Regions from separate parts of the Homo sapiens genome. Here region 1 is linked to region 2. A link is an interaction called in ENCODE POLR2A ChIA-PET data of the cell type or tissue named here. Cell type or tissue: GM12878. All regions are shown on one strand. Each heading gives the region's core, and the rest is flanking DNA. Links, peaks and the distances in the headings are about the cores only. Region 1 overlaps NEXMIF (neurite extension and migration factor). Region 2 overlaps NEXMIF (neurite extension and migration factor).

Region 1 (5,386 bases), core at 314-5,313, 110 kb after region 2:
AAGGATGTGATCCTCTTAAGGAAAGTGCAGAATTGAGCCTTTGCAGAAGGCATAGGCAGGTGCTTCCTAGAAAACCCTGAGCAAGTCCCAATGAAAGACTATGGTTAATTATACTATAATCGTGGTAACTAATACCAACAGTGAATTTTAGTCTGAATTGAATTGAAGTGAATTTATGTGAACCTAAATACTATTGAAATACGATTTTGAGCTAAATACTGCACTAGATGCCCAGCCTAGCCCAATCATTTTATAAAAATTTGCCCTCTAAGGATGACGGAAATGACTATAGAAAGGAAGCTCAGGCATTGTATGCTAGGATGTGGAGGGGAACATCCTGAGGAAGTGCACATACTCATACCTAAAACTACTGAAAGCATTTGCCAAGGGTAGCCTGTACTGCCTGAACTCAGGTGGTAATGGCACCAAGTAGACTGGAGAACAGCTTGAGAAAGTGGGCATATCTTACAGATGGACAATAAACCTCCTGATGGAACTTTGGTAATGGAGTATTTGTTAATAGCATTTTAGCTGCTGTAAGCCTCTTTGTCTGCTTTATACCCCCAGAGCTGCTGTAGCTCTCCCCAAACTCATGAATGGGGCCTAAGGCAGCTGCCTTTATTCTGCATGTAAGCTAGAGCTGGCTCATTTGTCTACCTGGTATGTTCTTTTACCCTTTACGTTGGAGCCATGTCAATGGTTCTCCTCAAATTGACCCTCTGCTGCCAGACTTTATTGAGCCCTATCTGAGACTTTTTCTGAGCCCTCTGCTCCAGGTGGCCCTAAAAACTTCATATACAATGTAATGTAGGCTCTTTAATGTGCTAGCAGAAAATGACAGAGATTAAATGGTGGCCCTGCCATCAAGGGAACTCATTGCTTCTTTTGAAATAAAGTATTTGGCAGGTTTTGCCTAGAATTGAGGGATGGAATCACTCCTTTCCCTACCTTATCTTTTCTTAAAACAGCTCCTACATTTCACCCCATTTAAAATACTAGCCCTTGCATTTGTATCACATTCTATACTTTTCTAACACTTTCTTATTTATTATTTTATTCTTACATATTTTCATTCATGCTCCGAGGCCAAGCTCAGATGCTATTTTCTACAGAGAGATTAATTTTAACTTCCTCTGACCTCTTAAGGAACTTTCCATGATGCTCTCGTGGTTTTTAACCATTTTTCCTATTTTTATTCTAATTATTTATATATATATCATTTATTAGACTCTAAGATCCTCAATGGCAAGATCTAGATAGGATTCATCAACAACTTACATATAGCAGGCAAGCAATGAATAATAAAGATGAAATAGAATAGAAAACAAACAAATGCTTGAAGCTTAGATAACTGCCTCTCATTTACTCTAATTACTGGAAGGCCTAGAACTTGAATCTTCTTCTAGTCCTGTACTGCTATCTTAAATTCTCCACCACACTGCCTCCCTTACCCAGGCCAGATAGCATTTACTCTTCAGAAGGAAGGAAATTAGCTAAGTCTCTAATAATCAGGAAAGGCTTTAAGGAGGAGGTAGACCTTGACAAATGAGTATAATGTTACTAAGTGAAATGCAGAGCGAAGGGTATTCCAGAATTAGCAGTGAAAGCACATAAAGAGGGTGGGAGGAAGAACATGGTCTGTAGAGTAATGAGGCCAAGCCTAAGAACCAGGGCAGCAAGAATTGTTTGGGGCAAGTCTTGAAAACCATACAGAAATGTTGGAATGTGTTGTAGCAGGAAGTAAGGGCCCCATACAGAAGGCCTTATATGAAGGAAGGGTCTGTAGTAGGGAGGACTTAGGGCTTTCTGGTCTACTGGCTCTTTTGGAAGTTTGAAATCATGGCAGGGACCTAAGACCCTGAACCTCCTGCCTCTTGATTTGGTCAACTCTGAATGTGAAGTATATTTTATTAAGATATTCTAACTTGCTCACTAGCATTTAATGTTAGTTGCCAAATTTCCAAACCTGAGCTCAAAGGGAACTCTCTTACAAGTTTGAAAGCATTTCAGAACTCTTTTTCATGGTAATAAGGATTTTGCCTGGCCTAGAAGAAGCTGCCAACTCCAGAGGTCTCTCTGGCACTCTAACTCAGAGAAGTTTAAAGTAAATGTAGCTCCTGAGAGAGAGTATGAGTCCTTAAACCACCAACCCCTCATCCTTTTAAATCTCTGGGTTTATCCTCTGGGAAACACTGTCATTCAGCTACTGTTTTGTTCAGGTCTCTCAAGTTCTTGCCTACCATCCAGCCCTTCAGATGTCTGTGTCATCTGGTTAGTTCCCTATATTGTGAGGACTTAACAAATTTTCAGTCAGTCATTCAGTCAGTCAGTTCCTGTCTTGTCCTCCAGAATATCAAATATTGAAAAACCACTGGCCTCAACTAAACTGAGCTACACCACACCCTGGTAAAAGGGAAAATCTTAGTATAAATTTCACATACACCTAAGGCTTTCACATACATTTCACATACACATAAACCACTGGCCTCCACTAAACTGAGCTACACCACATCCTGGTAAGAGGGAAAATCTTAGTATAAATTTCACATACACCTAAGGCTTTCACATACACATAAATCACTGGCCTCCACTAAACTGAACTACACCACACCCTGGTAAGAGGGAAAATCTTAGTATACATTTCACATACACCTAAGGCTTTCACATACATTTCACATACACATAAACCACTGGCCTCCACGAAACTGAGCTACACCACACCCTGGTAAGAGGGAAAATCTTAGTATAAATTTCACATACACCTAAGGCTTTCACATACACCTAAGGCTTCACATACACCTAAGGAAACCTAAGGCTTCCCTCTTGTTCTTTCTCCCTCTTCTCCTCCTTCACCTCTCCCTCCACTCTTCCTCTGATCTCTCTTTTTCAAACGTTATGGTTTGTTGTTCCATACCAACTGCACATTTGGCAATAGACAAAAATACAAAACTCCTGCCCTCATCGATTTATGCCACTAACCTGATTCAGTTCTCTCTAAAGGAGATCGTAGCAACCTCTCTCAATATTCATTTCCAGCTAACATTCTCTTACTATTTCTCCGGAGAGCAGTGAAACTTTATCAAAGTCTACTTTGTAACGATGCCAAAAGCTGGCCTCTGAAAGCTAAAAGGAGAAGAGCTAGAATGTGGTAAGTGGGAGCTGGGCCCTAGCAACAGAACTGTGGGAGGCAGTGTGGAATAATGGAAGGACCATAGGTCTGAAGACCTCATTTTGGACTTAACAGTTGCCCAGGCTTTCTATATTCTCACACATTTATGTACCTTTAGGGTAAGGATAATCACTCATATTTGTCTCATCTGACAGTACCTATCACACAGCTCATGTTCAGGTGAGTCCCCAGGGCCCCCACTGTGCTGTACTCTCCCTTCCCTGCCCAACTTCTCTGCACCTTGGATTCATGTCTTGTTTCTACCACTTCCTAGCCTTGAGGCTTTGGTAGGTTTCTTAACTTCTCTGACTGAGTTTGTTTCATCTTCCCTAGAAGAGATAATACATGCTTCATAGCTTTGTTGTACAGATCAAATAAAATAACAGATATGAAATATTTTATAGCCTATAAGGTGCTGTGAAAATTTTAAGATGGGGCTAGGCGCAGTGGCTCATGCCTGTAATCACAGCACTTTGGGAGGCCACAGCGGGCCGATTGCCTGAGCTCAGGAGTTAGAGACCAGTCTGGGCAACATAGCGAAACCCCATCTCTAGAGAAAATACAAAAAAAAAAAAATTAGCCAGGCATGGTGGCACACGCCTGTAGTCCCGGGAGGGACTGAGGCAGGAGGATTGCTTGAGCCCAGGAGGTAAAGCCCAGTGAGCCATATTCATGCCACTGCACTCCAGCCTGGGTGACAGAGCCAGACCCCATCTCTAAGAAAAAAAAAAAAAAACAGTAAGATGGTTTTATCAGATTAGTCAACAAATGTCAAAAGGCACACAATTTTTATTACATCCATGAACCATGCCTCCAACTAGATCATGTGGTATATAGAGTTCCAGGCCTATTTATAGACCCACATTTGCTTAGGTTCAGTTCATCTGAACACTGATTAAAGTTAACATTAGGAAAGACAAAAACCTAACCTTTATCTGTGTTTGATACAAAGACCAGTAGCAATTACATCACTTGAATGTGGTTAGATTTTATTTTCCTTTGGTATTTTGGTGAAGTTCCCAAACGAATGCCCAGGAATAATTACAGCAGACTGGCTTTGGCGGAGGAAGTATATAAAGGCAATTAGTAAAATGTAACAAACTTAAATGATAATTGAACCTACATTCCCCCAGCCATTTCCAAGTATAAACTATATAAATCTGTGTCCCAGATTCACCAAATGAAATATTTTTGAGGGAATCAAGCAGCAAGGATCTAGTGATCCCTTATTGCAGCCCAGCTATGTGTTTAGGGGCAGGGTATGGTGGTAGATGTAAAATCCTAAAAGCCTGCTTTCCAGGAGCTCATATTCTGGTTGGGTCTACAAAACAGAAAAATTAAGTCTTTTGTTAGAAGAAATGAAACAATCTAAGACAAAATAGCATCAGGTGTCAAATAGTGTGGAGCAAAAGGCATTCAGAAAAGTAGAGGTCAAGGTGGGCTGGGCCTTTCAGCTTAAGAAAGACAGAGGAAGAAGGCAGGGAGATCTTGCCTATGTTGGGAAAGTAAGGGCAGGAGCCTCTGAGTTGGAAAGAACATGTCAGGTGTTGTGCATGGTGCCACGTAAGACTGCTGAGGTATGATAGAGCCAGATTATAGATGTCCCTGAAGGCCTGGCAAAGGAGACTTGACTGTATATAGTAAGCAGTGGTGACTCATTGTGAGTTCTTGAGCCAGGAGACTGCTGAAAAAGTAGTGTGTTAAAAAGCAGCATGCAGGGTGAATTAGAACAGAGACAGACACCTACTACCAGAAACCCATTTGTTAGCTTCCATTGTAAGATGTGGTCGTAGTCATGGAAGAGGATGATTGAAAACAAGATATGGCCAAAGAAAAGAGAACAATAAGAACACTGGGGCTTAGAAGGTCAGATTACGTCTTACTCAATCAGTCAGAACTCTGGCATCATAGGTGATTTTAGTGAAAAACATATCTATTTGTTGGAAACAAATTTTTAACTTTAAATGGTTAGCTTATAGGCTTAAGATATAAGTTCCCAGAGATGAATTGGTGAATGGCGTCTGAACTTGACCTATTTGCAGCAGCAAGAATGTGCAAGAATCTTCTCCAGGCTTTCTCAGAGCTGGAGGACCCAGCATTTGTGTTAATGTGACTGGGTTAAAATGAAAGCCTTTGTTGTCTCTGAAAAGAAATTGAGGAAGTACTGTTAAAAGATGATGAGATCAGCCGGGCACAGTGGCTCATGCCTGTAATCCC
Region 2 (5,386 bases), core at 74-5,073:
ATAGGGTGTAGGCATGTAGGAGGAAACAAAATTATAGGGACAGAAATCAGTCTATTTTCTAGTACTTTAATTCCTTAAGACCTAAGTCAGTATCCTTATTTTTAAAAACTACTGTCTAGCTCCCCATCCTTGCCCATTTCTTTTTCTATACATACATATTCTCTCTCTCTCCATCCTTTCCTTCTCAGCAAGTCTGGTAGACAGACTAGTCTGATGCCTCAAAAATACTCTAATTCGTAGAAAGAAAGTAAATTCTGCCTCTGACGTTCCATTCCCCCTGTGGTTTTAATTAGGGTAAATTCTCCTATGCTCACTTTGAAACATGCCTTGGGATCTTAGGGAGATGGCAGGCAGATGGCGTATTAATGCAGGGTGATGTTTCTCACTTCATGGTGCCCATGCAACATTTATTGTCATTAAAATAGTGTCATTCAAATGAGGTGGCTGATGTTGGAAAATGAATGCAAAGTTGATCATTGTTCTGTGGATCTGAGCTTTGATGAAGAAATTGAATTAGAGGCAGCATTTCAACTCTGTTTAAGTAATAAGTATATATGTATCTATAACTCAGTAGTGAAACCTTTCAGACTGACAGGAGGGCAAAGCCTCTAAGACTATATTAGGGTTTACGGGTATAAAAATACGTGCCTCTCCTGCTTTACCAGGCTGTGGGGAGAATGAGGAAAATAATATCTGTAAAGTGACCTGAGCACCCAGAAAGAAAAATTTAGATGTTTTATTAGACCTACGCAAGATCTTTGGTTAGTTCCCCAGAGCCCTGTAAAGTCTTGGAAGCCCTGTAACAAATTTCTCTTTTCCCTTGTCAGGTTTTTGTTTTCCCCTGGTGCCCAGGTTAAAGAGAAATTGATTTCTTTCCATCTTGTGTTTAGCTTTTGTCCCTCTGCATTGAGGCTTTGAATTGAGAATATTTCTTTGGGTCTGTAGGGCTGTCCAATGATAGTTAGGCTTAAACATTAAACAACCTTACAGAACTAATTAGGCTTTATTGCCTGTGGCCAAGTCAACGAATTTTGCTTCATAGAATTTCTGAGAGAAAAAAAAATACATATTTAGGACTTGGTAAAACTTTTCTTAAAATGTCTCCTTGTAAATGCCAGCGTTGCTGACCCTGTGCAAATATTTTGTAATAGCCCGGCTTGAGAACATCCCCCACATTTCTCTGTTGTATTCTTTATGACTTCCCTCCAGGTTGAGCTGTGAAAGGGTGAGGGGAAAGGAGCCATGTCGGAGAAGTAGAAGAGACTGAATCAAATGTTTAGAGAACATAGCTTGATTAATTCAAAACTGAAGCCCTGGCCTCTCTAGTCTCATGTTCCACAGCAATAATTTCTCCTTGGCCAGAAGCCTAAGCATCTGTGTCCAAATCTCATACTCTTTCCTAAATGGATTCATCAAGTCAGACCTTGAGTTGCTTGGTTTTTTCTGAACCACCCCCTAATTTAAGTTAAACTTAAAAATGGGAGCCATTAAATAGCAAAACAAACAAATACAACAATAATAACAGGACATTATGTCCTGGCCCTCAGAGGTCAATTTAATGTGATTAGCAGCATAAAACTTCACAACGCCTTTCACTGGAAGATTACCAGAAGCAACATCATTCAGTATGTTGCCATGCACTGCCATTCTTTCACTTTGGCATTATTTATTGATTGTAGCAGAAACACAATATTTGTACCTCTTAAGCATTTTAGTTTCCTTTAGGCTTTTCTCTAGTAAATGTGGAACTGCATCATTTTGTTAAACTGTTCTGAAGTCTAAAAAAAAAAAAAAACCCTCCTGAATATTGTTTACATCCCTGGTTACAAAGGCCAGTACTGAGGCGGAGCTGCTCTGCCTGCTTTGATTCTTATCAAGGGCAACACTGTATGTGTGCATATGTATGTGTGTGTGTTCACACAGGAGAGGGTAGTAAGTGGAGCAAGAGTTTTAAGGAAGGAGCGGGGCTGGAAGGAAAAAAACTTTCAATGAATTGAAACTGCATAATGAAAAGATTCTGAAATTTAATTACAAAAATGGCTCTGTTTTTTCTCTCACCTCCTCCTCGCTCCCTTTTCTCCTCTCCATCCTCTCCAAAAGCACTGAAGTAAAATGAGACTGTCAGATCAAAGCCACACACCCACTCTAGGTCTGTTTTGAGAAAGGGATTTTTTTCTCCCCTTATTTACTTTGTAGCAGTGGCAGCATGTCTACTGCAGGATGCAGTGACAGTGTGGAGCCTTGTCACTGTTCTGCTTGATCTCCTCCCGTGTGCCACTCCCTGGTCTGGTGAGCAGGGTCAAAGTTTCAAATGATGACTGTGGCCACAGTTCTCACCATCTCTTGTGTTTTCACACTTGGCCATTCAGTATTTAGGCATTGTCCCTCTGACATATGGCCTGAAAGAGTTGAAGATTAAGTTTCCAAGTTTGGAAATGCCCAAGCGTAGCCATGGAGGGTGTATTTGTCCCATGTGGCTGCGGGTTCTGTTGAGTATTTTTGCAAAAATATTAAAATGTCTACTTAGGATTTAAGAATATGTTTGATGATATGTACATAATTCATAGCGCATTTTAGGGCACACCTGCATTATTTAATATTGGAGTTTCTCTTTTTAAGTTTTTTTATTTTTGTCTAGGACTCTTTAGAGTGCCTGTGCCTGGGTTCCTTAATATTCTTTCAGACCAGTTGTCAATTTCCAAGTGCCTTAAAATAGAGCTATTGGGTTTTCTTGGCCTTTTCTGGCCCTCATTCTCTTCTAGTTCATGATTTTTCCTCAAAATAAAGTTGTACCTAATTAATAAAGGTATATAGGTATTCAGTTTTAATACTGTCTATAAAGTATGACTCATACTTTCTCTATTAGGAACATCTTTGTTACATTGAATGCATATCTCTCCTGTAGTTGGTTGAGAGAAACATGTAGGTCTAGGATCAAAGTCCTAGAACAGGATCAGAGTCACTGGAAATGCAACCAAAATGGGGATAGAGGCTCATGGGACAAGAACTGGAATGTGTGTTGTATTGAGCTACAGGGAGAAGGAAGAAACTAAGTACCGATTTGGTAGAGAGAAAGAGGGGCAGAGAGAGAGAGAGAGAGAGGGAGAGAGAGAAAGAGAATGAGAGAGAATGAGAGAGAGAGAGAGAGAGAGAGAGAGACAGATTAGGTTAGGATTAGGTTAGGAAGAACCTTGAAACATCAGACAAAAAGAAGAAAACTAAAGCAGACTGAAGAGCAGTGTGTCTTTGATTATGGCTATTCACCAAACCATTCTTATTGCTCTTTCTGTTATTATTAAGCTATCTCTGAGATGTACACAGTGTATATCTCAGTGCACAACAGACCTACCAGTGTAGATCTTTTAACTCATTCCTTTAATGAATTTTTATCACTTTCACAGTCCTTATTAGCTCTCTTTTTAATGGTTTTTTTGGAGCCCATAACTAGATATGCCACCTCAGGAAGAATTTTATCAGTGCTCTGGGAAGATGGATTTACTATTTTGAGTTGTATTTGTACACCATGCAACCATGAACCACTTAGAAACCACCTTAGTGACTCATACTTTCTTTATGGTCCATTCTGATTCTGAAATCCTTTGAGTGTTACATTTCTCAATCTGATTTTAACAAGGATTAAAATAAATAAGTAAATAAATAAAAAGTTTTCTAAGGTTTGCGAAACACTATTACTGAAATTTAGAGGACTTGAGGCCTTTAAATCAAACAATATTTTCATTATAATTTGCCTTTCCATCCCCATTTGGTCTTGCCACATCTATGCTGCGACAAAAGAAAACCTTTAGTACCTAATATCGGTACTTGGTGTTCATTCATCTCACTGTGGTTTTCACTTTCAAAGCACAATACATTGCTTCCCCATCCCATTCCTTTTGTTTCTACCATTCTACTTTGGCCTTGGAAATTAAATATTGCATCCTGTCCCTCACAGCTTATTTCTGCCTCTCAATTTTGCAGATCTGGGCATTAACGGAAATAATAAGCACTTTATAATTTTATAGTGCTTTATAATTTTCAAGGTATTTTCACATCCATTGTCTTGAGTGATCCTCTCCACACCTCACTATATAAGCAGGGCATGGATTATTACCCCATTCTAGCTCAAGGCCATATAGCTAACTAAGGGAAGAACCAATAAAGTTTCTAGATGAATTTGTTTCACTACACTTCTTCCACCATCAGTTCCATGGCCAAATTTTTTTCCTGCTACTTTTTGAAAACTGAGTATATATAGGAATTTTCTTTTTGGTATATAAATTTTGGGAACAATGAACTATTCGTCTAGGTGAGTAAAAGTGTATGTCTGCATCCATTTGTTTATGTGAATAATATGTGTTCGCTAAAACTTGAAAATGTTTGACATCATTCTTTTTGTTTGTTTGTTTTCTTTAGTTTTTTTATTGTACTTTAGATTCTGGGATACATGTGCAGAGGGTGCAGGTTTGTTACATAGGTATACACGTGCCATGATGGTTTGCTGCACCCATCAACTCGTCATCTACATTAGGTATTTCTCCTAATGCTATCCCTCCCCTAGCCCCTCACCCCTCAACATGCCCCGGTGTGTGATGTTCCCCTCCCTGTGTCCATGTTTTCTCATTGTTCAACTCCCACTTATGAGTGAGAACATGCAGTGTTTGGTTTTCTGTTCCTGTGTTAGTTTTCTGAGAATGATGTTTTCCAGCTTCATCCATGTCCCTGCAAGGGACATGAACTCATCCTTTTTTATAGCTGCATAGCATTCCATGGTGTATATGTGCCACATTTTCTTTTTTTTTTTGTTTGTTTGTTTATTATTATTATTATACTTTAAGTTTTAGGGTACATGTGCACAACGTGAAGGTTTGTTACATATGTATACATGTGCCATGTTTGTGTGCTGCACCCATTAAATCCTCATTTAGCATTAGGTATATCTCCTACTGCTATCCTTCCCCCCTGCCCCCACCCCACAACAGTCCCAGGTGTGTGATGTTCCCCTTCCTGTGTCCATGTGTTCTCATTCTTCAGTTCCCACCTATGAGTGAGAACATGCCGTGTTTGGTTTTTTGTCCTTGTGATAGTTTGCTGAGAATGATGGTTTCATCCATGTCCCTACAAAGGACATGAACTCATCCTTTTTTATAGCTGCATAGTATTCCATGGTGTATATGTGCCACATTTTCTTAATCCAGTCTACCATTGTTGGACATTTGGGTTGGTTCCAAGTCTTTGCTATTGTGAATAGTGCCGCAATAAACATATGTGTGCATGTGTCTTTATAGCAGCATGATTTATAATCCTTTGGGTATATACCCAGTAATGGGATGGCTGGGTCAATGGTGTTTCTAGTTCTAGATCCCTGAGGAATCACCACACCGACTTC

The links. Peaks named below come from ENCODE experiments on the same cell type or tissue, not always from the same donor. Only the 100,000 strongest peaks of a DNase experiment are listed, where the experiment ranks them.
Region 1: POLR2A ChIA-PET joins it to region 2 with 6 read pairs; 2 of 35 experiments call an interaction of 5 or more read pairs at or near these places.

The regions. Positions count from the first base shown.
Region 1 is chrX:74,778,895-74,784,280 of GRCh38, reverse strand. All of the region lies in intron 1 of NEXMIF (neurite extension and migration factor), which reads left to right. Among named protein-coding and RNA genes, the nearest start is that of NEXMIF, 140 kb to the left of the region's middle. RefSeq lists an enhancer at 4,720-4,799. In GM12878, for the core only: no CTCF peak of the experiment used is centred there; DNase peaks (open chromatin) are centred at 2,500 and 2,630; H3K27ac peaks cover 3,648 bases.
Region 2 is chrX:74,887,726-74,893,111 of GRCh38, reverse strand. All of the region lies in intron 1 of NEXMIF (neurite extension and migration factor), which reads left to right. Among named protein-coding and RNA genes, the nearest start is that of NEXMIF, 35 kb to the left of the region's middle. RefSeq lists a silencer at 2,288-2,417. In GM12878, for the core only: no CTCF peak of the experiment used is centred there; a DNase peak (open chromatin) is centred at 2,261; H3K27ac peaks cover 1,555 bases.